Linked DNA regions of Homo sapiens: region 1 is linked to region 2. A link is a loop called in an ENCODE intact Hi-C map of the cell type or tissue named here. Cell type or tissue: Caco-2. All regions are shown on one strand. Each heading gives the region's core, and the rest is flanking DNA. Links, peaks and the distances in the headings are about the cores only. Region 1 has its middle 30 kb from the start of LIN28B-AS1. Region 2 holds the start of LIN28B (lin-28 RNA binding posttranscriptional regulator B).

Region 1 (15,805 bases), core at 7,038-12,037, 50 kb after region 2:
CTGGTGGCATCACATTACCCAACTTCAAACTATACTATAAGGCTAAAGTAACCAAAACAGCATGGTACAAGTACAAAAAACAGACACATAGACCAATGAAACAGAATGGAGAACCCAGAAGTAAAGCTGCACACCTACAGCCATCACTACAAAACTTTGATGTAGTCGACAAAAATAAACAACAGGGAAAGGACTCCCTGTTCAATAAATGGTGCTGGAATAGCTGGTTAGCCAGATGAGAAAGAATGAAATTGGACCCCTAACTTTCGCCATCTGCAAAAATTAACTCAAGATGGATTAAAGATTTCACTCTCTTTTTGAGACAGGTCTTGCTCTTTCATCCATGCTGGAGTGCAGTGGCACAATCTCAGCTCACTGCAACCTCTGTCTCCCAGGTTCAAGCCAACCCCCCACCTTAGCCTTTTGAGAAGCTGGGACTACAGGTGCATGCCACCACACCTGGCGAATTTTTGTACTTTTTTGTAGAGATGGGGTTTTCCTTTGTTGCCCAGGCTGGTCTTGAACTTGGAGTTCAAGTGATCCTCCCATTTTGGCCTCCCAAAGCCCTGAGATTACAGGCATGAGCCACTGCACGGATTAAAGATTTAAATGTAAGACCTAAAACTATAAAAGTCCTCTAAGAAAACCTAGGAAATAACATTCTGGATTCTGGACATCAGCTTTGGGAAAGAATTTATGACTAAGTCCTCAAAAGCAATAGCAACAACAATCTTTAAAAAAATGACAAGTGGGACCTAATTAAACTAAAGAGCTTTTGCACAGAAAAAAAGAAAAAGAAAAACCAACCTGCTGTCAACATAGTAAACAAACAACTTATAGAATGGAAGAAAATATTCCCCAAGCTATGCATCCAACAAAGGTCCAATATCCAGAATCTATAAGGAACTAAAACAATTCAACAAGCAAAAAATAAATAACCCCATTAAAAAACAAAAGATATGAACAGACACATAGAAGCTGCCAACAAGCATAGGAAAAAATGCTCAACATCACTAAGTCATCAGAAAAATACAAATCAAAACCACAATGAGATACCATATCACACCACTCAGAATAGCTATTATTATAAATTTTTTTAACTAACAGATGTGGCGAGGCTGTCAAGAGAAGGTAATGCTTATATACTGTTGGTGGGAATGTAAATTAGTTCAGCCATTGTGGAAAGCAGTTTGGAGATTTCTCAAAGAACTTAAAACAATGACCATTCACCCCAGTAATCCCATTACTGGTTATATAACAAAGGAAAATAAGCCATTCTACCAAAAAGACACATGCACGCATAGGTTAATTGCAGTGCTATTCACAATAGGAAAGACGTGGTCTCAACCTAGGTGCTCATACAGAAAATGTGGTACATATAAACCATGGAATACTGTGCAGCCGTAAAAGCAACAAAATCATGTCCATTGCAACAGCATGGATGCAGCTAGAGGCTGTTATCTTAAGTGAATTAGCAGGAACAGAAAACCAAATACCACATGTTCTCACTTATAAGTGGGAGCTAAACATTGAGTACTCATGGACATAAAGATTGGAACGGTAGACACCGGGGACTACTAAAGCAGGGAAAGAGGGAGGGATGCAAGGGTTGAAAAGCTCCCTATTGGATACTTTGCCCACTACCTGGGTGATGGGATCATTCATACCCCAAACCTCAGAATCATGCAGTATACCCATGTAACAAACCTGCACATGTACCCCCTGAATAAAAAATAAAAGTTAAAATTAAAAAAAAAAAAGAAACAGACATTCAACAGACAATGAGAGGTGAGAGGGTAGATGTTCTCTTAGCACGAAATTCAATGCTGGATTGTTTCATATTTATGGTTTTATGATAATCAGTGTGCAAAAGACCTGATGATGTATTTTCACTGATAACTCATTCATCTATTTATAAATGAACAAGCATGCAAGGTCATTTCTATTTTTTTTTAATTTTTAATTTTTGGGGGTACATAGTATATATATGTATTTATTGCGTACAGGAAACAGTTTGATATAAACACAATGCATAGTAATCACATCAGGGTAAATGATGTCTTCATAACCTCAATCACATCCTTTCTTTGTGTTAGAGACAATCCAATTATACTCTTAGTTATTTTCAAATGTACAATAAATTGCTGTTGACTGCAGTCACCCCATTGTGTTTTCAAATACTAGATCTTATTCATTCTATGTATGTTTTTGTACCCATTAACTGTTCCCACTTCTCCCACCCCACTACCCTTCCCAGCCTCTGGTAACTATCATTCTGCTCTCTCTTTCCATGAGTTCAGGTTTTTTAATTTTTAGCTCCCACAAATGAGTAAGAGTATATGATACTTGTCTTTCTTTGCCTGGCTTATTTCATGTTGCATAATGACCTCCAGTTCTTTTCATATTGTTGCAAATGACAAGATCTCATTCTTTTTTATGACTGAATAGTACTCCATTGTGTACATGTACCACATATTCTTTATCCATTCATCTGCTGATGGATACTTGGATTGCTTCCAAATCTTTATTGTGAATAGTGCTGCAATAAACATGGGAGTTCAGATGTCTCTTCTACATACTGATTTATTTTCTTTTGAATATATACCTAGCAGTGGAATTGCTGGATGATGTGGTAGTTCTGTTTTCAGTTTTTTGAGGAACCTCCAAACTGTTGTCCATGGTGGCTATACTAATTTACATTCCCACCAACAGTGTGCAAGGGTTTCCTTTTCTCCTCATCCTCAGCAGCATTTGTTACTGCCTGTTTTTTGGATATAAGTGGTTTTAACAGGGGTGAGATGATATCTCATTGTAGTTTTGATTTGCATTTCTCTGATGATCAATGATATTGAGCACCTTTCATATACCTGTTTTCCATTTGTATGTCTTGTTTTTGATAAGTGTCTACTCATATCTTTTGCCCATTTTAAAATCAGATTATTAGATTTTTTCCTGTAGAGTTGTTGGAGCTCCTTATGCATTCTGGTTATAAATCCCTTGTCAGATAGATAGTGTGCAAATATTTTCTCCCATTCTGTGGGTTGTCTCTTCACTTTGTTGATTGTTTTCTTTGCTGTGCAGAAGCTTTTAACTTGATGTGATCCCATCTGTCATTTTTTGCTTGGATAGTTTGTGCTTGTGGGATATTACTCAAGAAACGTTCCCCATCTAGTGTCCTGGAGAGTTTCCCCCATGTTTTATTTTAATAGTTTCATAGTTTGAGGTCTTGTAATTAAATATTTAATCAATTTTGTTTGATTTTGTATGTGGCAAGAGATAGGGGTCTAACTTCATTCTTTTGCATACGGATATCCAGTTTTATCAGCACCATTTATTGAAGAGACCATCCTTACCCAAATGTATGTTTTTGGCACTTTTGTAGAAAGTGAGTTCACTGTAGATGTATGGATTTATTTCTGGGTTATCTCTGCTGTTCCATGGGTCTATGTGTCTGCTTTAATGCCAGTATCAGGCTGTTTTGGTTACTATGGCTCTGTAGTATAATTTGAAATTAGGGGCCAGGCGCGGTGGCTCACACCTGTAATCCCAGCACTTTGGGAGGCCTAGGCGGGCGGATCACAAGGTCAGGAGATAGAGACCATCCCGGCCCACATGGAGAAACTTCATCTCTACTAAAAATACAAAAATTAGCTGGCTGTGGTAGCACACACCTGTAGTCCCAGCTACTTGGGAGGCTGAGACAGGAAAATCGCTTGAACCCGGGAGGCAGAGGTTGCAGTGAGCCGAGATCATGCCACTGCACTCCAGCCTGGCAACAGAGCAAGACTCTGTCTCAAAAAATAAGAAAATAAAAAAAGAAAAAAGAAAAAAAAATTAGCTAATGTGATTCCTCCAGTTTTGTTCTTTTTCCTTAAGATTAGCTTTGGCTATTCTGGGTCTTTTGTGGTTCTATATAAATTTTAGCGTGTGTGTGTGTGTGTGTGTGTGTGTAGAATGTCATTGGTATTTTGATAGGGATTACATTGAATCTGTAAATTGCTTTGGGTAGTATGGACACTTTAACAATATTGATTCTTCCAATCCATGAACATGGAATATTTTTTCCATTTTTTTGTGTCCTCTGCAATTTTTTTAATCATTGTTTTATAGTTATCATTGTAGAGATCTTTCACATCTTTGGTTAATTTGTAGATATTTAATTTCATTTGTAGCTACTGTAAATGGGATTACTTTCTTAATTTTTTTTTTTTTACCATTTGTTTACTGTTGGCACATAGATATGCTACTGATTTTTGTATGTTGATTTTTGTGTCCTGCAACTTTACTAAATTTGTATATTGGTTCTAATTTTTTTTTTTTGGTGGAGTCTTCAGGTTTTTCCAAATGTAAGATTATATCATTTGCAATCAAGGATAAGTTGACTTCTTCCTTTCCAGTTTTGATGCCCTTTATTTCTGTCTCTTGTCTGATTTCTCTAGCTAGGACTTCCAGTAGTATGTTAAATAACAGTGGTGAAAGTGGGCATCCTTGTCATGCTCCAGATCTTAGAGGAAAGTCTCTCAGTTCTTCCGCATTCAGTATGATATTATCTGCAGGCCTGTCATATATGGCTTTTATTATGTTGAGGTATGCTCCTTCTAGCCCCAGTTTTTTGAGGGTTTTTATATTAAGGGTGTTTAATTTTATCAAATGATTTTTCAGCATCAGTTGAAATGGTCATATGGTTTTTGTCCTTCAGTCTGTTGATATAATGTATCACACTGATTGATTTGCATATGTCAAACCATCCTATCATCCCTGGAATAAATCCTACTTCGTTATGATGAAAGATCTTTTTAATATGTTATTGAATTTCATTTGCTAGTATTTTGTTTAGGATTTTTGAATCAATGTTCATCAGGGATATTGACCTGTAGTTTTCTTTTATTGATGCATCTTTGTCTGGTTTTGCTATCAGGGTAATATTGGTCTCATAGAATGAGTTTGAAGTATTCTCTCCTTCTCTATTTTTTCAGAATAGTTTGAGTAGGATTGGTCTTCGTTCTTCTTTAAATGTTTGGTAAAATTCAGCAGTGAAGCCATCAGGTCCCAGGCTTTTCTTTGCTGGGAGACTTTTATTACAGCTTTGATCTCATTATTTGTTATTGGTTTGTTCAGGTTTAGGATTTCTTCATAGTTCAATCTTGGTAGGTTGTATGTGTCTAGGAATTTATCCATTTCCTCTAGGTTTTCCAATTTATTGGCATATAGTTGCTCATAGTAGCCTCTAATGATCATTTGAATTTCTGCAGTATTGGTTGTAATGTCTCCTTTTTCATCTCTGATTTTATTTATTTGGATTTTTACTCTTTTTTTCCTTACATAATCTCGCTAAATGTTTATCAATTTTGTTTATGTTTTCAAAAAATGAACTCTTTATTTCATTGCTCTTTTCTGTTCTTTTTGATTTTATTTATTTCTGCTCTGATCGTTATTATTTGTTTCCTTCTACTAACTTTGGGTTTGCCCTGCTCTTGCTTTTCTAGGCCTTTAACACACATCATTAGGTTATTTGAAATTTTTTTTTCTTCTTCTTCTTCTTTTTTTTTTTTTGAGACAGAGTTTCACTCTTATCACCCAGGCTGGAGGGCAATTGTGTGATATTGGCTCACTGCAACCTCCGCCTCCTGAGTTCAAGCAATTCTCCTGCCTCAGCCTCCTGAGTAGCTGGGTTTACAGGCGCCTGCCACCATGCCCAGCTATTTTTTGTATTTTTAATTGAGACAGGGTTTCACCATGTAGGCCAGGCTGGTCTCAAACTTCTGACCTCAAGTGATCCACCCACCTCGGCCTCCCAAAATGCTGGGACTGCAGGTGTGAGCCACCACACCTGGCCTCTTCTTTTTAAATGTAGGCACTTACAGCCATAAACTTCTCTCTTAATACTGCTTTCGCCGTATCCCACAGGTTTTTGTATGTTACATTTCAATTATCATTTGTTTCTAGAAAGTTTTCAATTTTCTTTTTAATCTCTTCTTTGGCCTACTGCTCATTCAGGAGTGTATTATTTAAATTCCATGTGTTTGTATCGTTTCCAAGATTCCTCTTGTTTTTAGTTTCTAGTTTTATTCCATTATGGTCAGAGAAGACGCTTGATATTATTTCAATTTTTTCTCAATGTTTTAAGACCTGTTTTTGGATCTAACATGATCTAAGCTTGAGAATGATCTGTGTGTTCAGGAGAAGAATGTACATTCTACAGCCATTGGATGAGATGTCCTGTAAATATCTACTAGGTCCATTTGGTCTATAGTGAAGATTAAATCCAATGATTCTGTGTTGATTTTCTGTCTGGATGATCTGTCCAATGCTGAAAGTGGGGTGTCGAAATCTCCAGCTATTATTGTATTGGGGTCTATCTCTCTCTTTCTCTCTAATATTTACTTTAAATATTTGAGTGCGCCAGTTTTTGGTGCATATATATTTAAAATTATTGCTTAATTGACCCCTTTATCATCATGTAATGACCCTCTTTGTCTCTTTTTATAGTTTTTGTCTTGAAATCTATATTGTCTGATATAAGAGTAGCTGCTCCTGCTCTTTTTAGGTTTCCATTTGCATGGAATATCTTTTTCTATCCCTTAATTTCTAGTCTGCATGTGTCTTTGTAGGTGGAAGTGTGTTTCTTGTAGGCAGTAGATATTGAGTCTTGTTTTTTCATCCATTTGGCCACTCTGTGTCTTTTGATTGGAGAGTTTAGCTCATTTACATTCAGTGTTATTATTGATAAGTAAGGACTTACTCCTGCCATTTTGTGATTTGTTTTCTGGCTGTTTTGTGGTCTTCTCTTCCTTCTTTCCTTCCCTCCTGTCTTCCTTTGAGTGAAGGTGATTTTCTCCGGTTATATGTTTTTTTCTTGTTGTTTTGTTTGTTTGTTTTTGTTGTTGTTGAGACAGAGTCTCTCTCTCTGTCACCCAAGCTGGAGTGCAGTGGTACAATCTCAGCTCACTGCAACCTCTGCCTCCTGAGTTCAAGCAATTTTCTTGCCTCAGTCTCCCATGTATCTGGGATTACAGGCATGCGCCACATTGCCTGGCTAATTTTTTTGTGCATTTTTAGTAGAGATGGAGTTTCACCGTGTTGGCCAGGCTGGTCTCCAACCCCTGACCTCAAGTGATCCACCTGCCTTGGCCTCCCAAAGTGCTGGGATTACAGGCGTGAGCCACTGTGCCCGGCCTGGTTGTATGTTTCAATGTCTTGATTATGTTTTCTTCCAGTTTTATTGAGGTATATTCGACAAATAAAAATTGTATATATTTGGCCAGGCATGGTGGCTCACACCTGTAATCCCAGCACTTTGGGAGGCTGAGGCAGGCGTATCATGAGGTCAAGAGATTGAGACCATCCTGGCCAACTTGGTGAAACCCCGTCTCTACTAAAAATAGAAAAATTAGCTGGGTGTGGTGGCGCATGCCTCTAATCCCAGCTACTCAGGAGGCTGATGTAGGAGAATTACTTGAACCTGGGAGGGGGAGGTTGCAGTGAGCTGAGATCACGCCATTGCACTCCAGCCTGGGCGACAAGAGCGAAACTTCATCTCAAAAAAAAATTGTATATATTCAAGGTGTACAACATGATTATTTGATATACATATACATTGTGAAATGATTGCCACAATCAAGTGAACACATCTATCATCACACTTGCTGACCATGTTTTCGGGGCAGGGAGACAGCAATGAGGTCCCTGAAGATCTGCTCTCTTAGCAAATTAAAGTATACAATACATTATTAGTAACTATAGTCACCATGCCATATGTTAGACCACCAGAACTTATTCATTTTATAACTGAAAGTTTATACCCTTTGACCAATATCACTTCATTTCCCTGCCCCCAGCCCATGGCAATTACTATTCTGCTCTGTGCTTCTATGAATTCATTTTTTTAAGATTCCACATGTAAGTGAGATCATACAGTATATGTCTTTCTGTGTCTAGTTTATTTCACTTAGCATGATGTCCTCCAGTTTTATTCATGTTGTTGCAAAAGGCAGGATTTTCTTCTTTTTTATGGCTGAATAATATTCCATTGTGTGTACATATATGTGTGTGTATATAGTGTATATATGTATATACACTAATTTCTTGCTTTATATTTTTTATGCATTCATTGTATGATTTTAGATTCGAGGTTACCATGAGACTTGCAAGTAATATAAACCATTATTTTAAACTGATGATAACTTAATTCTAATTGCATAAACTAATAAGCAAAAAGAAAACTAATAAAGACTGCACTTTAACTTTGTCTCCCCACTTTTAAATTTTTGGTTGTTTCTATTTATATCTTATTGTACTATGTCTTGAAAAGTTGTCATATTTATCATTTTTGGTCAGTAATCTTTTAATCTTTTCTATTTAATTCTTTTAATCTTTTCTATTTAAGATATGAGTTATTTACACATGACAATTACAGTGTTATAATATTCTGTATCTTCAGACGATTTCTTATTACTCATTAAATATCCTTTCCTTTCAGATTGAAGAACTCCCTTTAGCATTTCTTGTAGAGGTCTGTAGAAGAACAGGTCTGGTGTTGAAACCCCTCCGCTTTTGTTTGTCTGGGAAAGTCTTTATTTCTCCTTCATGTTTGAAGGATGTTTTCACCAGATATGCTATTCTAGGATAAAAGTCTTTCCTTCAGCACTTTAAATACGGCATGACACTGTCTCCTGGCCTATAAGGTTTCTATTGAAAAGTTTGCTGCCAGATGTATTGGAGCTCCATTGTATGTTCTTCATTTCTTTTTTCTTGCTGCTTTTAAGATCCTTTCTTTATCCTTGACCTTGGGGAATTTGTTGATTAAATGCCTTGAGGTAGTCTTCTTTGGGTTAAATCTGCTTGATGTTCTGTAATCTTCTAGTGTTTGGATACTGATCTCTTTCTCTAGGTTTGGGAAGTTCCCTGTTATTTCTTTGAGTAAACTTTCTACCCCTATCTCTCCACCTCCTCTTTAAGGCCAATAACTCTTAGATTTGCCCTTTTGAGGCTATTTTCTAGGTCTTGTAGGTGTGCTTCATTCTTTTTTATTCTTTTTTATTTTGTCTCCTCTGACTGTGTGTTTTCAAATATTCTGTCTTCAACCTCACTAATTCTTCTGCTTGATCACTTCTGTTGTTAGGAGACTCTGTTGCATTCTTCAGTATGTCAATTACATTTTCAACTCCAGATATTCAGCTTCTTTTTAGTTATTTCAGTTTATTTGTTAAATTTATCTGATAGAATTCTGAGTTGCTTCTCTGTGTTATCTTCGGAATTTCTGTTGGCATTACACTGAGTTTCCTCAAAACAGCTATTTTGCATTACCTGTCTCAAAGGTCACATATTTCTGTCACTCTGTGATTGGTCACTGTTGCTTTACTTAATTTGGTGAGATCATGTTTTCCTGGATGCTTCTGATGCTTGTGGATTTTGTCAGTGTCTGACATTGAAGAGTTAGGTAGTTATTTTAGTCTTCACAGTCTGGGCTTGTTTGTACCTGTCCTTCTTGGGAAGGCTTTCCAGGTATTTGAAGTTACTTGGGTGTTGTGATCTAAGTTTTTGGTCACTGCAGTCATATCTGCATTATAGGGCACCCCAATCTCAGTAAAGCTATGGCTCTTGCACACTTGTAGAGGTACTGCCTTGCTGTTCTTTGATACGATCCAGAAGAATTCCCTGGATTACCAGGTATAGACTTTTGTGCTCTTCCCTTCCTTTCTCCCAGAGTCTCTTTCTTTGTCCTGAGCTGCCCAGAGCTCAGGCAGAGGTGTAAAGCACCCCTGTGGCTGCCACCACTGGGACTGTGCTGGGTCAGACCTGAAGCCAGCACAGCACTGAGTCTTGCCCAAGGCCCACAGTAACCACTCTCATCTGCCACCGGTGTTCACTCAAGACCCTAAAGCTATACAATTAGTGGGTGGCAAAACCAGCTAGGCTTGTTTCCTTCCCTTCAGGGTAGTGAGATCCCTCTGCGCTGGGAGGATCTAGAGATGCCATTGAGGAGCCACGGCCTGGAGTTAGAAACTTTAGGAATCTACCATATCCTCCACTACTCTGGCTTAGCTGGCACCTAACCCACAATACAAAGTCCTTGCCACTCTTCCCTCCCCTTTCCACAAGCAGAGAAGTCCCTCCCTATGACCACCACTGCCCAAGGGCCGTTATTTGCCTGACTACTGTCAATGTTCACACAAATGCTCTTCAGTCAGCTTATGGTGAATGCTGTCAGGCCAGGGACTATCCCTTCAGGAAAGTGGGCTCCCCTCTGGCCCAAGACAGGTCCAGAAATGCTGTTCAAGAACTAAGGCCTGGAAGCAGGGAGCCCAAGAGCCTACTTGGTGGTCTACCCCACTGTGGCTGAGCTGGTACCTAGGTTGCAAGACAAGGTCTCCTTTACTCTTCCCTCTTCTTTTCTTAAGCAGACAGAGCCTCTTCCCTTAAGCACCCCAGCTAGGAATTTGCTGGGTCACACTTGAAGCTAGCATGTCTCTGAGTCACACCCAATGCCCATGGCAAGTACTGCCTGGCTATATTATTGAGGGCCTAAGGGCTCTGTAGTCAGCAAGTGATGAATCCTGCCAGTACTAAGTTAAAGCCAGCAGATTCCCTTCTGCCCCAGGGTATGTTTAGAAATGTCATCTGAGCGCTAAGGCCTGGAATGGGGGCCTCGGGATTCTACCCAGTGCCCTATCCTACTGTGGCTGAGCTGGTATTCAAGTTGCAAGACAAAGTCCTCTTTACTCTTCCCTCTTTTTTCCTCAAGCAGAAAGAAGGAGTCTCTCCCAGTGCTGTGAGCTGTGCTGCCTGAGGTTTGGGGAGGCATGGCTCAAGCACTTGCGTGGCTGCCCTGGCTAGTATCTCACTAAGCCATGTACCCCATAAGTCCAATGGTTCCCAGCCCACAACAGCACCAGGACTTGCTTAGGAATTGCAGGCCTTGTAGCCTAGACTGCCTTTCAAGTTTATTTAGGATCCTAGAGCACTTTAGCCCACATTGGTGAGGCTTGTCAGAACTCAGGTTCTGACTGCTGGGATGGGCAATTCCCCTCTAGTTAAAATTGGTCTAAATGCTCCTCCATGGGCACTGCTTGAGTTCTGCCCAGTGTTGCTTTCTGCTGTGACAGGGCAGCTCTAAGTTCCAATACAAAATCCCACAATCACTGTGCTTTCCTTCTCCCAAACGCACGGATTCTCTCTTCATGCCATGCAACTGCCACTGGGGAATGGGGGAGGGGTGGCGTCAGCAATTTAAGACTGTCTTTCCTACCCTCTTCAATGCCTGCTTCAGTGATAGAAAGTTAAACCAGGTACTGTGAATGCTCATCTAATTTTTTGTTCTTTTGAAGGTGCTTTTTTGTGTGTGGACAGTTGTTTAATTTGGTGTTCCTGCAAGGAGGATGATCAGTGGAGGCTTCTATTCAGCCATCTTGCTCTGCCTCTCCATGTTTCTATTATTAAAAACTTCATGTTCTTTTTTTTCCCCCCGGCTCAGTTATAAATATATTGTCTGCCTGTTAAAAATAATAATAATTTAAAAATAAGGTTGATACTAAAGTATCTATGGTGATATGCAGTGAAAGCAGTGCTTACAGAAACATTTATAGCATATATATTAAAAAGAAGATTAAAATTAACCATCAAACTTTCTGTCTTAGGACACTAGAAAAATAAGAGCAAATGATATCCAAAGTAAGCAGGGAAAAAAAAATTAGAGCAGAAATCAAAGAAATTGAAAATAGGAAATAGAGAAAATCAACAAAACCAAAATATGTTTATGTTTTATTTTTATTTTATTTTATTTTATTTTATTTTATTTTATTTTATTTTATTTTATTTTTGAGATGGAGTCTCACTATGTCACCAGGCTGGAGTGCAGTGCCACGATCTCGGCTCACTGCAACCTGACTCCCTGGTTCAAGCGATCCACCTGCCTCAGTCTCCCAAAGTGCTGGGATTACAGGTGTGAGCCACCATGCCTGGCCAAGATGTTTCTTGTAAAAGATCAATAAAGTCAATAAATCTTTAAAAAAAAAAAGTGAGAAAGAAAACAAGAAAAGCTGGGTGCGGTGGCTCACACCTGTAATCCCAGCACTTTGGGAGGCCGAGCTGGGCAGATCACGAGGTCAGGAAGTCGAGACCATCCTCGCTAACACGGTGAAACCCCATCTCTACTAAAAATACAAAAACTTAGCCAGGCGTGGTGGCAGGCGCCTGTAGTCCCAGCTACTCGGGAGGCTGAGGCAGGAGAATGGCATGACCCCGGGAGGCAGAGCTTGCAGTGAGCCGAGACTGCGCCACTGCACTCCAGCCTGGGCAACAAAGCGAGACTCTGTCTCAAAAAAAAAAAAAAAAAAAAAAAGAAAACAAGAAAGAAGAAAGAGGACACAAATTACTAATATCAGAAATGAAAAAAGGGCATCACCACAGATCCCATGGACATTAAAGGATAATAAAGGATTATTATAAACAACTCTATGCCCACAAATTTAGATGAAACAGACCAATTCCTTGAACGATACAATCTGCCAAAACTCACACAAGAGAAAAATGGACAATTTGAATAGGTCTATATCTGTTAAAGAAATTGAATCAATAATAGCCTTTCAAAACAGAAAGCACTAGGCCCAGATGGGTTCACCTATGAATTTTACCAAACATTTAAGGAAAAAATTATGCCAGTTATCTACAATCTCTTTCAGAGGATAGAAACAGAGGGAATACTGTCTGACTCATTCTGTGAATCCAGGATTACACTAGGATTTTCTTGTAATACCAGACAAAGGTATTACAAGAAAACTGCAGACCAATATACTCTCATGAGCATAAATGCAAAAACCCTCAACAAAATATTAGCAAATGGAATCCAACAATGTATAAGAGTTATACACATGACCAACTGTGATGTATTCCAGGTGTTAAGGCTGATTTGATATTTCAAAATGCATTAATGTAATCCATCACATCAAAAGACTAAAAAGAAAAATTATGTCAGGTGTGGTGACTCATGCCTGTAATCCCAGCACTTTGGGAGGCCAAGGCTGGCAGATCACAAGGTCAGGTGATCGAGACCATCCTGGCTGACATGGTGAAACCCCATCTCTACTAAAAATAAAAACTAAAAAAAAAAATTAGCCAGGCGTGGTGGCTGGCGCCTGTAGTCCCAGCCGCTCAGGAGGCTGAGGCAGGAGAATGGCGTGAACCTGGGAGGCGGAGCTTGCAGTGAGCTGAGATCGCACCACTGCACTCCAGCCTGGGCAACAGAGCGAGAGTCCGTCTCAAAAAAAAAAAAAAACAAAAGTCAGCTGGGCGTGGTGGCAGGTGCCTGTAATCCCAGCTACTCGGGAGGCTGAGGCAGGAGAATCACTTGAACCTGGGAGGCGGAAGTTGCAGTGAGCCTAGATTGCACCATTGCACTCCAGCCTGGGTGACAGAGTGAGTCTCCATCTCAAAAAAAAAAAAAAAGAGAAACATTATATGATTATATAAATAGATGTGGAAAGCATTTGACAAATTCAACAACCACTGATAATAAAAACTCTCAGTAAATAGGAATACAAGGGAGTGTCCTTGACTTGATAAAGAATATCTATAAAAATCTACAGCTAACATCATACCTAATAGTGAGAAACTCAAAGCTTTCCCATTAAGATCATAAACAAGACAAGGACATCCCCTCTCACCACTCCTTTTCAATATTTTGCAATATTTTACTGGAAGTACTAGTTAATGCAATACAACAAGAAAATTAAATAAAAGATATACAGATTGGGAAGAAATAAGTAAAACTGTCTTTGTTTGCAGATTATATGATCATCTATGTAGAAAATTCAAAAGAATAGACAAAAAACCTCCTTGAACTAATAAGCAATTATAGCAAGGTTGCAGGATTCAAAGTTAATATCAAAAGTCAACCACGTTTCTGTATGCCAGCAATGAACAAGTGGAATTCAAAATTAAATACAAATACCCTTTACATTAGCACCCACAAATGAAATACTTAGGTATAAATCTAACAAAATATGTAAAAGATCTTTATGAGGAAAACTACAAAACTCCGAAGAATGAAATCAAAGAACTAAATAAATGGAGAAATATCCTATGTCCATGGTTAGGAAGACTCAATATTTTCAATATCCCAGTTTTCCCCAACTAAATTTATAGAGTCAATCCCAATCAAAATTGTAGCAAGTTATTTTGTGTATATTGACAAAGTGATTTTAAATTTTATTTATTTATTTGTTTGTTTGCTTATTTGAGACAGGGTCTCACTAGGCTGGAGTGAAGTGGTACAATCATGGCTCACTGCAGCCTTGTCCTCCCAGGTTCAAGCGATCCTCCCACCTCACCCTCCCACATAGCTGGATCTACAGGCACATGCAACCATGCCTGGCTAAGTTGTTTATTTTTTGTAGAGATAGGGTTTTGCCACATTGCCCAGACTGGGTTCGAACTTCTGGACTCAGCAATCTGCCTACCTTTGCCTCTCAAAGTGCTGGGATTACAGGCATGAGCCACCGCACCCAGATGATTTTAAATTTTATACAGAAAGGCAAAAGACCCAGAATAACCAATACAATATTGAAGAAGAACAAAGTTGGAGGATTGAAACTACCTGACTTTAAGACTTTCCATAAAGCTACCGTTATCAAGACAGTGTGGTATTGGTGAAAAAATAGAGAAATAGATGATCCATGAGCAAAAACATGAATCCAGACACAGATCTTCCACCCTTTACAAAATTTAACAAAAATGGATTATAGAGGCCAGGCACAGTGGCTCGCCCTGTATTCCCAGCACTTTGGAAGGCTGAGGTGGGTGGATCACCTGAGGTCAGGAGTTTGAGACAAGCCTGGCCAACATGGTGAAATCTTGTCTCTACTAAAAATATAAAAACTAGCCAGGCGTGGTGGTGGGTACCTGTAATCCCAGCTACTTGGGGGGCTGAGGCAGGAGAATTACTTGAACCTGGGAGGTGGAGGTTGCAGTGAGCTGTGATCACGCCATTGCACTCCAGCCTGGGTGACAAGAGAGAAACTTCCTCTCAAAAAAAGAAAAAAAAAAGGGGGATCATAATGGATCATAGCCCTAAATATAAGAGGCAAAATTTTTAAACTCCTAGAAGATAACATAGGAGAAAATCTAGATGAACTTGGATATGACAATGACTTTTTAGGGACAACACTGAAGACATGATCCATGAAAGAACTAATTGATTAGCTGGACTTAGTTAAAAATCGAAACTTCTGCCCCCAAAATACAATGTCAAGAGAATGAGAAGATAAGCCATAGATAGGGGAGAAAATATTTGTATAGACACATCTGATAAACGACTGCTATCCAAAATATACAAATACTTCTTAAAACTCAACAATAAGAGAAAAAAAACCCAATTTAAAAAATTGGGTGGCCAGGGGTGGTGGCTTATGCCTGTAATCCCAACACGTTGGGAGGTGGGTGGATCACTTGAGGTCAGGAGTTCAAGGCCAGCTTGGCCAACATGGTGAAACCCTGCCTCTACTAAAAATAGAAAAATTAGCCGGGCATGGTGGCCACATGCCTGTAATCCCAGCTACTTGGGAGGCTGAGGCAGGAGAATCACTTGAACCCAAGAGGCAGAGGTTGCAGTGCACTCTACTATAGCCACTGCACTCTAGCCTGGGTAACAGAGCAAGACTCTGCCTTTAAAAAAGAAAAAATGGGCCGGGCGCAGTGGCTCACGCCTGTAATCCCAGCACTTTGGGAGGCCGAGGCAGGCGGATGACGAGGTCAGGAGCTCGAGATCATCCTGGCTAACACGGTGAAACCCTGTCCTACTAAAAATACA
Region 2 (15,805 bases), core at 4,764-9,763:
TTAGGTGCTTTACATATGTAATAACATGTAATCCTCCTAACAGCCCTATACAAAGTGGGTACTATTTTTGTCCTCCGATTTATAGGCCATTGAGACACTGACAAGGTAACTTACTTCCCTTACAGGTATCTAATAAACTGGGATTTGAATACTGATTTGACCAGAATCTTTATCATTCTATACTATCTTACAAAGATTAAATAATTATTAACCAAAAAATGGTATTAAATTATCACAACAGGCCTATTTAAAACAGTATTTTTTCTTTAGCTTATAATGAATACACATGCATATGTACACAGGTAAAATCTTACACAGGTAAAATCTTATGTTACAACAATTATTAAAACCAAAATATCTGCATAACAAAAATATTTCCAAGCTGCAGTTTACACCCTGATACTTTAAACAATATTCTAGGCCTGGCACTGTTGCTCATGCCTGTAATCCCAGGACTTTGGGAGGCCAAGGCAGGAGGATCACTTGAGCCCAGGAAGTCAAGGCTTCAGTAAGCTATGATCCTGCCACTGCACTCTAGCCTAGGCAACAGAGTGAGACCAGATCTCAAAAAAAATAATAATTTTAGAGACCATCTTGCTCTGTCGTCCAGACTGGAGTGCAATGGAGTGATCTCAGCTCATTGTGGCCTCTGTCTCCTGGGCTCAAGAAGTGATCCTTTTACCTCAGGCTCCCTGATATTTGGGACCACAGGTGCATGCCATCAGGCCTAGCTAATTTTTTTGGTAGGGACGGAGTTTTGCCATGTTACCCAGGCTGGTCTAAAACTCCTGGGCTCAATCTGCCAGCCTCAGCCTCCCAAAGTGCTGGGATTACAGGCATGAGCCACCATGCTCAGCCAAAAGAATTATTTTAAATAACAAAAACAATATTCAATGCCACAAAACTATAATGAAAAGCCTTAACATCAACTGTAATGGAAATTAAACTATTAATATACAACACATTTTGGCCAATTTTAAAGAAAGCACATAAAAGACCAGCTTAATTATCCACCATGAGTATACACCACTGAAAATAACTTATCCATTATTCTTTTGGCAAAGACCAGTTTACATTAGTTTATTTTCTCAACAGACACTTACTAGGCAGTTATATAACATTACCTCTACTCTTCAAAACAACTTTAAAAGTTAGGTATTACTCCAGGTAACAGAAAATTATAGAAAAAATTATAACACTAAATCTATCAATTATTTGTAAATCTTATTTAGAAAATATTTCCAAATTGTCAAATATTTAGATATTGGAAAAGAAGAAGCAATAATCAGACTGTCCTCCAATTTGAGATAAATGATTAGATGTATCCTGATGTATCAAAATGCAACATGGTACTTTCATTACTTGTTTGATAAACTACTCATTAAAAGATCATTTTTAAATGTACCCCACTGACCTGCAATGTACTTTCTTAAACACATTACTGTTATCAACTTTTATGATATTAGAAGATGCTATAATCAATTATTTTAGGGAGGAATATAAATCAGTTGAATTTCTTATGCATTGTATATGGTACAATGCCATCTATTGTAACTATGTATTAAATAAGCTGAACTTCCTGTTACTCAAAACTCAGGGGAAATAGCTCAAAGTATAAAGAACTGATAGTCTTTGATAATGATAAAATATCCCATATTTCATTCCAAATCAAGTCTATAGAATATAACATTTAAGATAACTTTCCAGTTTAATTGATCAGAAGTATCTTCACTTTGTTTAGGTTATTCTCAGTTTAGAAGTAAGAATATAGTACATCAAGCTGGACACAGTGGTGCATGCCTGTAGTCACAGCTATTAGGGAGGCTGAGGAGGGAGTATCTCTTGAGACTAGCTAGGAGTTCCAGGTCAGCCTGGGTAACTTAGTCTCAAAAAAACAAAAACAACACAGTGCATCTTATTTTTAAGTAGCAACTTTTAAGTTAATCACAAACCAAAAGAGCTGCTCGGTTAAAATAGACATAACTATCTGTAATATTTCTAACTATCTCTGAATAGGAAGAATTAAACCAAATCCAAATAATGTTTTGTTGCTGCCTGAAAGCGACAAAAATTACAGTGAAGGACTCAATTTTTAATCTACCAAGGTGAACGCAGATAACAAATAAGCTTTTAATTTCTCATGAAACCTAAGAACTCTAAGATAAGTTAAAGACATGCTTTAAAAGGTTACACTGAATACTTGTAAGTGGTTTGACACTCATATTTTTATTTAAAAAATTATTCTTTGATTTACTGCATTCATTTGTTGTGAATAGTCTTTTAAAATAAAAGAGGAATTGAAAATTAGCGAGAACATGCAACACCAAAGGCTAACACTAATATAAACTATGGACTCTGTGTGATTATGATGTGTCAATGTACATTCATTAATTGAAACAAATGTGCCACTCTTGGTAGGGGATGTTGATAATGGAGGATGCTATGCATTTGAAGGGGCAAGGGTACATGGAAAAATCTATGTATTTTCCTCTTAATTTTGCTGTGAACCTAAAACTGCTCTTTAAAAAGGCAGGAGAAAAATATTTAAGAAGTACACCAATAATCTTTAAAACAGGAGAAAGGCCTACATCTTCAATATGTACCCAATTCACATTTCACATTTAAATTGAATCAGAATGTCTTTGTAGGACTTAAATACATGAAAAAGAGTCTGAGAAATGCACCACCACTTGAAAATCAAAAGTATCTTTAGGGCTACATTAAGAAATCTTATAAAATTTTGTTTTATAATAAATGCCTGGCCAGGAGCGGTGGCTCACGCCTGTAATCCCAGCACTTTGGGAGGCCGAGGTGGGTGGATCATGAGGTCAGGAGATCGAGAGCATCCTGGCTAACACAGTGAAACCCCGTCTCTACTAAAAATACAAAAAATTAGCCGGGCGTGGTGGCGGGCGCCTGTAGTCCCAGCTACTCAGGAGGCTGAAGCAGGAGAATGGCGTGAACCCGGAAGGCGGAGTTGCAGTGAGCAGAGATCGCGCCACTGCACTCCAACCTGGGCGACAGAGCCAGATACTGTCTCAAGAAAAAAATTAAAAATAAAATGCCTTTAAATGTGATGTTATGATTAAACGGCCTTAAAGCACTCAGCTTGAGATTCTCTGAAAATGGTCAACTGGGCAATTCATCTTAAAAATCTGGTAGGTTATAAACCATTTTAAAAATATTAAAATACGTAACTCACTATACAAATGAGCTGCTTATGTTCACATTTTCAAGTTTCCAAGATGTCTAATTTTTTTTAATTGGCATTTTAAGCAGCCCAGAGAATAACAATAATCACACATATTCTTCATGTGAAAAATGATTTTATGCTTAACTATAACAAAACTAAACATGGTTAATTAATTAGCAATGAAATATTACGAAAAGCCCTTAAAAATGAATATACTGAAATAAATTTGTTTTCCTACATTGTATAATTAATTAAATACATAAGAACTCTATATTAGATCAATTGATTGAACTATGTGTAAGAAATTTTTCATATATTTAAGCACTAGTCATCTCTAAATGTTTTCATATCTCATACTGTTAATGCTTTAACTCAGTAACAATAATGATTTTATTTTTTCTATTTCCATTACTCCTTGAGATATTTTTGAAGCAAAGGAACATAAAATATATAAAGCCTTTCTAATGTGGGCATTTGAATTATCCATAAAGATCAAAATCTAATTCAAAAATAAAGACCATAAGAAGAAAACACCAATACTTGTAAGGTAAATGAAGATGAATAAAGGTAAATTATTAATAAATATTTAGGCCTACTGAGTAATGGTAGCTAAATTGCAGTCATTTTGAAATTACTCTTTCTCTTTGAGAAAAAAAGAGATACATACATTATGCATACATTATGAAATAAATGAAATACATTTATGTAAACAATTGTATCATATTTGATGGCAAGGAATGCCAAGTATATATACACCCAATATGTGAAGTATTATTAAGCACATAAGCTGAGGAGAGAGTAATAAGGAGAATGTATTCTACACCTTCCCAGAACAAAATCAAATTCAAATGATCATTTCATCTTATTAGGTAAGATAATGACTTTGGAAATAAATATCAAAATCTATAGAAAAACCTATATAACAAACATCAACAGGTAGTTATTAGGTTAACGTTGCCCTTCTCCAAAAGAGATCTAATATTTAATTACCATTCTATTCCTCTAAAGTACCATCAAATATTTAAGTCTTATTAAAAACTTTTAACATTTCAAAAAACTGCCAGTAACATTTTCCAGGTAATGTAAATGTTATCCTACAATCTAACTGTGATTTTAAAAAACATAAGAAACTGGTAAGAGTATTAATTACTTGCACTTACAAAATAATCATATTCTGATTTATGAAATCACCTTAGTAAAAATTTAGACTTAAAGCCGGGCGCGGTGGCTCACGCCTGTAATCCCAGCACTTTGGGAGGGGGAGGCAGGCAGATCACAAGGTCAGGAGCTCGTGACTAGCCTGGCCAACATAGTGAAACCCCATCTCTACTAAAAATACAAAAAATTAGCTAGGCGTGGTGGCGGGCACCTGTAATCCCAGCTACTCAGGAGGCTGAGGCAGAAGAATCGCTTGAACTCGTGAGGTGGAGGTTGCAGTGAGCCGAGATCTCACCACTGCACTCCAGCCCGGGTGACAGTGTGAGACTCCACCTCAAAAAAAAAATAAAAGAATTTAGACGTAACAAATTTGTATTAACCACGTATATCCTTACTTCATTTGAAACAAATCTGTGTTTGTATTACTCGAGAAATTCTTAAATATATTTAAAAATAAAATCATCAAAATTGTCCTATTTTATTAAACATTTTTTAAAAACTTCAACAGTGAGATATGACAAAATTCACAAATATAATACTTACATATTTTGTTAATTTTTTAAAAATAAAATATTCATTATTGAACTATATCAATGTTTCACAATTAACATGGGTCAGAATATATATTTTCACATCATAAAAATATGATTATTTAAATTACAAATTAACATTAGAAAATCAAATGAAGACTGTCATTTTAAACCATCAATGGTTACATACCATCCTCAAATAGCAGAATCTCACAGCATTTATCAACATGTCTAAAGAGAGACTAAAGAGAGACAAAGTACAGCACCTAGGCATGTGTTTCTTTTTGAGGATTTGGTGACATCACAGGAACTACAAGAAAGTTTGATGGTATTACTGCCAATAAATTTTAAGTAGAGTTATGTAACTATAAATATACATAACTACAAATACACAGCTCAATTTTAAAACACACACATATATATATTCTCTTTATTTTGAAGCAACTGAATATGTTTTGATATGCTGTTACATGCAATCAATATTTTTAAGAGAAAAAGTATCCTAGGTTCCTCAGCATAAATTTTTATGTATTTATTAAGGACACAAATAATTTGTTTTTTATTTCTCCAAATATACATTATTAAAAATGTTTCAGAATACTTCAAAAAAAAAATCCAGTGACACATGTACTTCCAAACACTTCAAAAAAAACTATGTCATATATTTTAAAAATTTTGAGTAGACATAGGTCCAGTTGAACATTTAAAATTCCTAATCACCTATGATACATATCCTTTCACAACAAAATAGTACATAGACATAAAACCTGGTATGTTTTCAAAAATGCTTATAAAACTAAAAAGGCCTCTAAAATAATAATAAAAATGTTTTTTAAAATTCTATGAAATCGTCTTGAATTGCAACCTTATTCCATAAGTGATGCACACATAATACCTGTATCATTTACAACCATCTGTTACTTGTAGTTGCTTAGCTAACATCAGTAGGATTCCTGCCTTCTTCAAAACAATTATTCATACAATTTATATACAATTTATGTATATTACAATATAAGAAACCTCTTTAACTAGGCATCATTTAATACTGTCCTTTTAATATATACATGAACTGTATGTATATACTACTGTATGTAACTGAATATTAAGTCAACTATTTAAAAATCAATGTTTATAGTATAGAAACAGCTATATATTTAAAAAACTTCAGCAGCTACATGTTTTAATTCAGTGAATAGAGGAATGTTTATCAATATATAATCATTAAATAGTATAAACACAAATGTCTTGTTGTTCTAAACATTAACATTGGTTAATAAAATATCTTAACATTTGATGAATATTTTAGAAGGTAAACATAGAAAATCAAATTATAAAAAGGCGTGACCAGACAAAGAAGGGTTATTTTTTTCATTCATCTATAAAACAAATTTATGAGATCATAAAAAACAATTTAACAACCTAAAGAAGGTTCAAAGGTGGAAGAAAGAGCCTGAGAGAAAATGGATTTGTCTATGATTTTTGTCATCCAGTCTTAGAGGGGAAAAAACAGAAAATGTAGCTTCATTTTGCACTATAAAATAGGAAGCATAAAATCCAGTAGTCTGTATGTGGACTTGTATTTGTGTACTTAAACCCTGTTTCAATTCACAGATTATGCTGATCCTTCCACATATAAACAGCCAATAATGATGGCCAGGCCTTCAGGAAAGGAAAACACACACCACACAGCAAGGTCAGGAAGCTACCAAGCACCACAGGACAACAGATCAAAACAGAATGGTTTCATATGTTTCTATTGTTTATATATTTAATTTGAAGATGATATTCCTTAGGGAAGGGGGTATAAATATTACTAGGAACATGCAACACAGTATCAAATATATACTTTTCAAGCAAATATACCAAATATTTCACCCATGTATCTGTCAGTCAATCTGTAGTATTAACAGCCTTTCATTCAATTCTTTTTAACTTAGATTATCATGCCAAAATAAACCTCTTTAGTCGTAAACCTCTTTATTTCTAACTACAGAAAATTTATATTTACCTTTTTTTGAGGAAACAACCGGCTTCCATAAAAGTATCTTTTTTACTATAAAGGGATTAAGCAGTAGAGAGGAGTAAAGGCAGAAGTATTAATTCATTATTTCCTGGGTAAAATTTTGAAAATGGGAAGCAATGAAATTCTGTTTGGTATTAAAACATCTTTAAAAATTACAACACAATACGAGCAAAGGTGGAAATTTACCCCAAGTAGCAGACCAGCACATTTTAAACACACAAGCAAGAGCCGCCTCTGGCCACATGTTTTTTTGAGTTCAGTCTCTTAAAGAGACAGTATACGTAGACCAATGACTACACGGAGCACATTTCTAAAATGTTTATCAAGCATCCCTCTATTGCACGCATTTCTTTACAACCACATTAGGCCAACAGTGTTCTATTTTATTTTACTATGAAGTCAAATTATTTTGATCTGAATCTACAAAATGATTACAGGACAGGCAGCGATGAAATAATAAAGGGAGCTACTGTGACTAGAGGTGTCTAAAATAAGGCAATCTATACATTTCTTTCCACAGCAAACTGTTTCGCTTTGTTTTTTCAACCTTAAAATGATCATGTTTCTTCATTTTTCTACCCATTCACCAGATACAGGCGACAAAGTATATTGTATAGGTAATACCGGAAACAACAAGAACACTATTTCGCTGTAGAATGAAGCAGGGGGAAATGCTAATAACGTCAACCTTAATATATATAGTGAAATTTCAAATATTTTCTTTTCTCTTTAGACAGAAAACCCAGGAAAAGGCCCATACACGTACCCTAAACGTTGGACTACCTAGTGATTTCAGGGAAGATTTTGTCTTTCAATATACCGAAGGACATCTTATCGTACGTCTATTGGCATAACTACCGATCAGCTCCTCCACATGGAAAAAGATGAAGAGGGGGACAAAAAAGTTTGGCTTACTTGGTGTACAAATACATCGACTGGAATATCCAAGGGGCTTCCCTCTCGGTTTATCATGGAGATGAATCCAAATCCCATGCGCACATTGAACCACTTACAGTGGCCAGTTCCGCGCAAAACCTGGGATTCCTCCTCTGCCGGCTCCGGCAGCTTCCCGGGCTCTTCTCCACCACCTTTGCTAGCCCCGCCTGAGAAGGAACAGGACAAAAAAGTCAGTCTGTATTCCCATTCAATGTGCATTCAAAGATTAAAAAAAAAAAATTGCCTGCCTGGGGTTGGGGGGGAAGGGTAACAGAAAAAAAAAATTTTTTTTAATGGTTTGATTTCTTTTCTCCACAGAAAATACTTAAAATGAAAAGGGTTAAAAGGAAAGCGGGGGAGGGGGAAGCCACACTGTTCTATCGATCACACCAACTTCCACGTTTCTATACATACGTGTACTTATTCATTTAACTCCATTTTTCAGCCACATTTTACATTACAGCATGCGATACTTTACTTGTATATTGCTGATTTAATACTGATCCCATTGACAAAGAGAAATTTTCAGCGAAACTATTCTCTCCGGCGGGCACGAGGAGGAAAGAGAAATCGTGAAGATGGTTTAGAGCTACTAGTTAAGGCACATGGGGCAGCACTGAATCCAGCGTTATTTGCAATGTGCATTCCCCTCCCCCCCATAACTTTCAATTAAAGTTGGGGTGGAATGGGGGAGGGGGCAGGTGTATAAAAGTTTTCTTGGAATCACTAACTGAAACTGCGCTTAATCACACTCACACAATTCAAACAATAGCCCCCTGAAAGCTTTTCAAGTTGTGAATCAGTGTGGGCGGTACAAAACATTTTTGGAGATCTATAACAATAGGTTTGCAGAAAGCCCCACTGCGTGATGGGGGGTTGGGAGGTAATGCCCAGTATTGGGGTAAAAGGGGAAGGGGGGGACGGTCTAAGAAGGGTGGGAGAGGGGGAGGGGGAGGAGAAAAGAAGAAAGAAATTCACAGTAAAACAATAGAAAAGAAAATTAACCTTCGGCCATGTTGCCCCACGGGCCCTCAGCTCCAAACTCGTGAGATGAAAACTTTCCCTTTGGAACGGAGTGATCTTCTGCATCAATCTAACATCTTGATTTTGTGCGATCACAAATTTAGCTCGCATGGTCTAATGTGCTTTCCTTCTTTTGATTTTTTTCTCTCCTCTCTCCAGTTTCTGGCCCCCTGAGCACACGTGACTTTGTCAATTACATGCTTTCTTGCTACTAATTTCACCTCGTATCCTTAAGGGGCTGGCAAGAGGAAGAGATAACCAATCGCCATTTCATCTATGCTGACATCAAAATAATTTATGAATGAACACGAAAAACTCAAACATGTTATCTTAAAGACAATTTGGAACGCTTCTTTAGGATAAATCAGAATGCTGATTTCGTGCTTCTACTTAAACACAATGGAGGGACCTTGTGAATCATAGATTTAGAAAAAAAGGCAGTCATATATGTGCACACGCGTGCCTTACACACAAGCCTGACTAAAATCATGGGAGGGGGTCGTTTAAATAAAACAACCGATGTTAACGCTTTTTTTCCCCTTAAGAATTCAGCTATTCCATGGCAGTAAACCTGCTTGGAACGCTAATTTCATATTTAATTCAATTCTTAGAGGAAAATATATAATTTATAAAAGATCTAATTAAACCTAATTACATCCCCATGAAACTTTAGATAATGAAAACATACACCTAGGAAAAGGCAGAGGCACATAAATTACCTGATTATGCCCGAAATTTTTTCAAATTTAAAATAAAATCCTACTAGAAAAATCGTTTTCACCTTCATATAGTCAAATTGTGTTTAGGTAAACCATTTTGGAAAATTTTAGAGGGGGTTGGTAAGGAATTGTACTTCACAGGTTTCTCTGCCATCTCTTTCCGGGGGAGGAGATGTGATTAATGACTTCCTAAATAACAGCCCAGTTTTCCAGCCTAACATAGAGTGAACCTCAATCAGTGGCGATTGTTCCCCAAGAGCTGGAGGACATAGGGCAGGAGGGGGAGGGGATCGCCAGGCAGGGGAGGTGAAGAGGAGCCGCCAGGATAGGCGGCAGCAGAGTCAAAGAAAGAGGTGGGAGAGAAAAAAAGCCGGCGCGGGCAGGGGGTGGGGTGGAGAAAGAAGGACAAGTGGGAGAAAAAAGGTAAATTCATATCATATTGACTTGTACCCTGACATTTTAAAAGTCCACTACCAATGGCTAGAAGAGTTGAATAAACGAAAATGTAACAACGGATGAAGCTCCTACTGTCCTTCCTCAACTGACCCCCAGTTTCAAAATGCCTACCCCCTTTACCTTTCAAACTGGTTCAAACGATTGATTACAAGATGCTGGCAACAGTATTTCTGCCCTTATCGAATACTATAATAAATATTATAGATTAACTAAAAAGACTTTATTTCCTTTAAAATATAAAATATCGCTATTTTAAAACCTTAAAATGCACCACCAGACTTGCCTACCCCACCCCCCATTTTCTTAAACAAGCAGTTTACCAAGAAACTAACTGTTCAGATACCACTTCCTTCGACAAAGCTACCGAGTTGACCCTCCCCCACCATGCCAGCAATCCCCCTCCCAGTCTCTTCAAACACATCCACACTCCAGCACTGTTTCACACAAGCTAAAATGTAGGGATTATGAATCGAAGAGCTATGGAAAAAGCTGTATACACCTATTTATACTCCCTCCCCATATTAAACAACTAAATATAAATTTAATTGGCTCAGATTGGAAAATGGATGTATAAAAAATAGAAGTTATTTTCAGCTGTTTTTGATAAAAGGTTTAATGAAAACTAATCAATTTGGAAAGATTTTTTTTTTTGTCTGTTATTCCTTTTGTTATTTCTCAGGAAAAAGGGCTACTTTCTCATTTTATTTATTTTGGGAGGAATAATCCTGTGCCAGCTGTTAGGGAGAAAAGAAAAGGTGCAAAAATCCAATGACTTTGAAAGTTTAACAAAAGCTCAAAGCTCTGAAAAAATTATTTACTAACAAAACATTTACTAGGCATTATTTTGATGGTAGAAATTACTTCTATTATACTGATTACACTGACAAGAAAGTAATCTCAATGATGGCATTACAGGCTAAGCTTGTGACATAATATGAAATCGAGAAAGTAATTTATATTTTTTCATATTTTAATAATCACTTTAAAAAATCAACATCTGGTATAAGAGGAAAAAAATCTCAGAAAGTATTCATGTAAATTGAGGTGAAATGCTATTACTTACATAAAAGTAATGATCACAAAATTCACAGGCCAGTATAGTTTAGCTTTGTAAAATATTCATTTAAGTTTGCTTTTAATTAGAAAACAGTTTAATCATTATAAAACCAGAAGCATAATAATGTAGGTAGATTCAGAATCTGTTTATTGTTAAATTTGATGAAATTCAAATTTATGAACATGTGGGTGAAAAGTGGAATACCATAACTGAACTACACTGTACAGTATAGTTATGAGATTCACAGTCTTGCCTGATTGGGGGCCTCCAGTATTAGTGGAATTAAGGTAAGGTTCACTGGAGTGGTCACTGGTGTCAGAGGTTATCGACTCATTCATTTCCTGAGAGGGACATCAGCCTTTCAAGTTGTGTAGAAGGCTTTTTCCAACTGGTAACCCTGAAAAATCCTCTAAAATTCGTTCATGAAGAATTTAAGACAAATGCATTTACATACCTTGGGGGAGGGTAAAAGAAAGGGGAAGAGAAGAGGCGAGGGAAGGGTAGAGGGAAAAGGAAGAAGAAAGCAAGGAAGTTGGAAAGGGAGAGAAGTAAAGGAAGGAGACACATTGAGAAACACAAAATAATCACTCACCAATTTAAGAATATGGCACTGTTTTTTCTGTGCCTTCCCCCAAAACTTTTGAGCCTAAAATCCTTTTATAATATAAATTGCCCATAAGCTTTTAAAGCTCCTAGAGTGCTTCTTTCACAGAAAGTCGTCCTATGAGTCTTCTAGAATGCTTTCCAATTTGTCACTTTCCTGAAGTCTTCTGGTTTTAATTTTTTTCTCATTTCCTACTTGGTTTTAGTGCCTGAAAGACCTGTGTTTGACTCAAAAGGGGTGTTTTATTCCTGCAAAAGCCAAATACTTTATAGCTTGACTTATAGTTCTTTCAAAATGTCTTTAAAATGAGTTCAAGTAGCTACAAAGAATCGTCAATGTACTGGGGGGAAAAAGCAAGGAAATAACCTACCATATGCCTGTTGGCTATCACAATCATCCCCATTTAAAAAACAAGGTACACGTTTTCCCAGACTTTTTTTCCAACAGTACAAGGAGCCGAAAGAGGTGCCAGAGCCCACCGTCGTTGTTTTCAATTATAAGGAATGAGTGACTTCTGTTAAAGCAGAAACAATGCTTCGGTTCTTCTTAAAACTAGGAGGAGGGGCTGTGGCAATGCGGCAAGTGACTCCACCCGTCCTCTCCTCCCCGCAAATAAGGCGGGGTCTGTAGCCCAGCGCTGCCATCGCAACCCGCCTCTCCAGGCAGGTCGCTCCCCAGGCGGCCGAGACCTGAGACCCCAGACCCCGCGCCAGCAGATCTGCGCTTTCCCTCCACCTCCTGCCTCTGCAGCTTCCTCTCACCTTTCTTTCCTCAGTCACTTTTCCCTTTATTCGTCACTTTACCATCTCCTCTCCCTAAGTGGGGTAGATCCAAAGGCTGGTGATTTCTCACTAATTTAGGGACTTTTACATTTGTCATCTTGTCCCCAAGAACACCAAACAAAAGAAATCCCTGCCTTCACTACTATGGCAAAAACACTACGCACAACCTACTATTTTTACTGAATTTCCAGACGTATATCACTTATAATTTGATCCCTTTTCCTATGAGATGCCAGAATCTCCTAAAGCTAAGATAAGTGCGGTCAAAGAGAGGGAATCCGAACCCAAGAAAATGAGCACCCCCACCCCCACCGGGCCATGCCTAAAACTGAGCTGTCTTCCAGCAAACCCGGCGCCGTCCTTTCGGGAAGCCGCGATGGCAAACGTCGCCCTGGGCCTTCGGAGGATCAAGAAAAAACGTCGGCGAGAAAGGGCTGGACGCAAGGCTGGGGGCGATTTTCGGGATCTCTCTCTGCCCCTGGCAAGATCTCTCCCGCCTGAAAGCCGCCGACCCGCCCGTCGGGCAAACTGTCCTGATTCCTTCCGCCGCGTTTTGGTAAACCACTTGGCGGTAACTTTCTTGACATTCCTACGACATGGAGACAAATGCAAGGCGCGCCCGACTGGGTGCTTGGGTCTTGCAGCAGAGGCACTTCAGAATATAGTTGGGTCGCTTTGCTTTTGTTTCCAAAAAGCAAAATTCTATTCTCATTTAATTTCCTTGTCTGGAGGCAAAATGCTCTGGCTTCACACAATTGGTCCAACGTTAGAATTTTTATACAGAGGTAAAAATCTCTCGAGACTTTCATTAAATACCTTAACACACTTTCCCCAGAATAATAAAGTAAAATTATGGAAATACAGAAACGGATTAGCATAAATTTTAAGTTTTCCACACAAATTGCCTTTATATTTCAAAATTTGCCTTTATATTTCAAAATTTCCCTTTACATTTCAAAATTTGCAAATGCTTCCTTCTTTTTGGTCAGTTATGTTTCAGCAAAATATTTACAACAAAATTCAGAAAAGGAGCATTATTTTAAGACTAACATTCTGAAGAAAGAATTTTTTAACTTTTTTTAAAAATTATACATAATAGCTGTAGAAAGTATCTTTTTAAAAACCTGGAATAGCAAAAATCCTATTACATTAACATACTTCTCTCCCAATAAGCAGGAAAAATATTTTCCAAACTGTGCTCAACAAATACTTTCTTAAATTACTTTAATTAGAATAGTAACAGGCTAGAAAAATCATTTAGTACTAAGTTTTACATTACTTTGCCCAGAATGGCACAAAAGGAAGCTTCATGTTTTAGCTGCAAAATGAAAGTATTTTTCAACTGTACTACTTGAACATGTATGTTTCCTAATTTAAAGGTCTTTTTGCAATAAATACCATGAGTCTGTGGAGCAAACACTAAATAATGTTAATATACTATTCTTTCTTCCTCCCTCAAGCAATGAATAAAAGTATTCTTTAAAGCTCTATTTCATCAAAAGAAATAATCAACTGAAATAAGAATGTGGACTGTCTCCCAGGTATTTATTTCAATATTTACCCTTTGGGTTTATTTGAGGGGAGAGGGCAAGTATATCAGAAATGAAAAAGGAAAGAAGAGTGGCAGGGTAAAAGATGAGACAAGTTAAAAGAAATCTTCAGGCTTTAAAGATGCCTGAAGCAAATCAGCATGTGTGAGAAGCAAATCTGTGGAGAAAAAGCCCAGCTAGAAAATGGAGGCCAGAATTCTGGTCCTATTTACCAATTCTGGTCCTATTTACCAATCTGTGGCCTTGGGCTAATCACTAAACTTCTCTGGAACTCAGTTTCTTCATCTGTAAAGTGAGGAAACTGGACCAGCAAATATTCAAAGTCTTTTAACTTGAAATGTAATCTCTAGAAATAACCATTCTTCTGGTGAAAGTTGTACCTTTCCCCTCCGATCCTTTTTAATCACAAGGAAATACAGACATGAAACTTTATTGCAGTCACTTAACACATTGGTGTTAACATTATTTCCCAACAGAAAAGAAAAAGGTCTCTGAACTGGCCCCAACAGAAAACCACAGTCGATAATAAGGGGAAAAAAATAAAAAATTAATAAATGAAAACAATAATAAGAGGAAACTAGGTGGTATACTAAAACATTTGTACCAACTTTTGAGAATCTTCTTTTTCATGATATTAGAGTATCACCCCTATGTCAAGATTCACTCCAAAAAAAAAGCAGTTTCTCAAATGGAAATCCTATCATGGTTTCCTCATCCAACTTTTTGATCCTTACTGCTTTCCTCTTGCTACTCACAATCCTATATTTGAAAAGTTTAATAACAGAATAACATCATTTTACTTGTAGTTATTATTAATATTCATATACTTTGCAATATCACAGCTCCTATGTGTGCCTTCAAAGTGGTATGGTCAAGCCAGAGTAATAAATTATCATCAAATAAGATTGTTACTAAAAAATGGTGCTATAACTTTTAAGTTAATTTTAATAATATAAGAAAGCATGTCAAAAGTCTGGGTTTAAAATATTAAAGTTCAAATGACTCAGCTTTGTCATATGAAAACGAGGAGCAAATTCTGATATATGTTTATGAAAAGCAACACAGAGCTTCCTAGATAAGAAAAATTTCCTCAAAATGTCTAATATATTGTGCTATTTCTGTTATGATAAATTATTTTAAAACAGCACCATGTCTCCATTTTTAATTTAGTTCAGCAGATATTCGTTAGTGCATATTTTACTTTGGGAGTTACAAAAATGAACAAACCATGAATACTTTTCATTCATCTCCATAAGCATTTAAATATCTGTTATCTATGCTGCTTGAGTTACAGAAAAAGGAATCACAAAATACAATACTGCTAAAAGTGGGGGTGGGGGGAAAGGGGTTAATTAGAAGAGGTTGTCCACGTAATTCTTATGGGAACACCAGTTTTTTAGATGGAGTGATCAGGACGAAGTATAGGAGGACTTGGTACCTGTCTTGCCAAAGTAGAAAGGATGGAGAATTCCTGAGGGCTGTCAGGTTCTCATATGCCTCTAGCGATCTTGATCTTTTAAAACATTAATTAAACAAAATATTTAAAAAAAAAAAAAAAGACTAACCTGGGGCTGATGAAACCTGGTTGAATGACCTCATCCTCTTCTGAAGAACCTAAAATCAGAGAGCTCAAGTCAGTACTACATTAATTGCCTATTTAATTGCCTCTTCTTCATCCTAATGGCCATTAGAAAGCAATAAAATGCCCAGGTTTTGACTCTGTGAAGAGACCTGTAAACTTTTTTTTACAGTTTAAGACTCACCTAGCAAAATT

Evidence for each region. Peaks named below come from ENCODE experiments on the same cell type or tissue, not always from the same donor. Only the 100,000 strongest peaks of a DNase experiment are listed, where the experiment ranks them.
Region 1: it touches region 2 in a loop (4-fold over the local background); 2 of 110 quality-filtered maps call a loop at or near these places.

Annotation. Positions count from the first base shown.
Region 1 is chr6:104,902,926-104,918,730 of GRCh38, reverse strand. No RefSeq gene overlaps it. Among named protein-coding and RNA genes, the nearest start is that of LIN28B-AS1, 30 kb to the left of the region's middle. In Caco-2, for the core only: no CTCF peak of the experiment used is centred there; a DNase peak (open chromatin) is centred at 9,880.
Region 2 is chr6:104,950,301-104,966,105 of GRCh38, reverse strand. It overlaps LIN28B (lin-28 RNA binding posttranscriptional regulator B), which reads right to left and starts at 8,999. Exons shown (of 4, transcript NM_001004317.4): 1 at 8,846-8,999; 2 at 7,820-8,007. The coding sequence starts at 8,855. RefSeq lists enhancers at 8,111-9,048, 9,049-9,986. In Caco-2, for the core only: no CTCF peak of the experiment used is centred there; no DNase peak of the experiment used is centred there; H3K4me3 peaks cover 2,842 bases.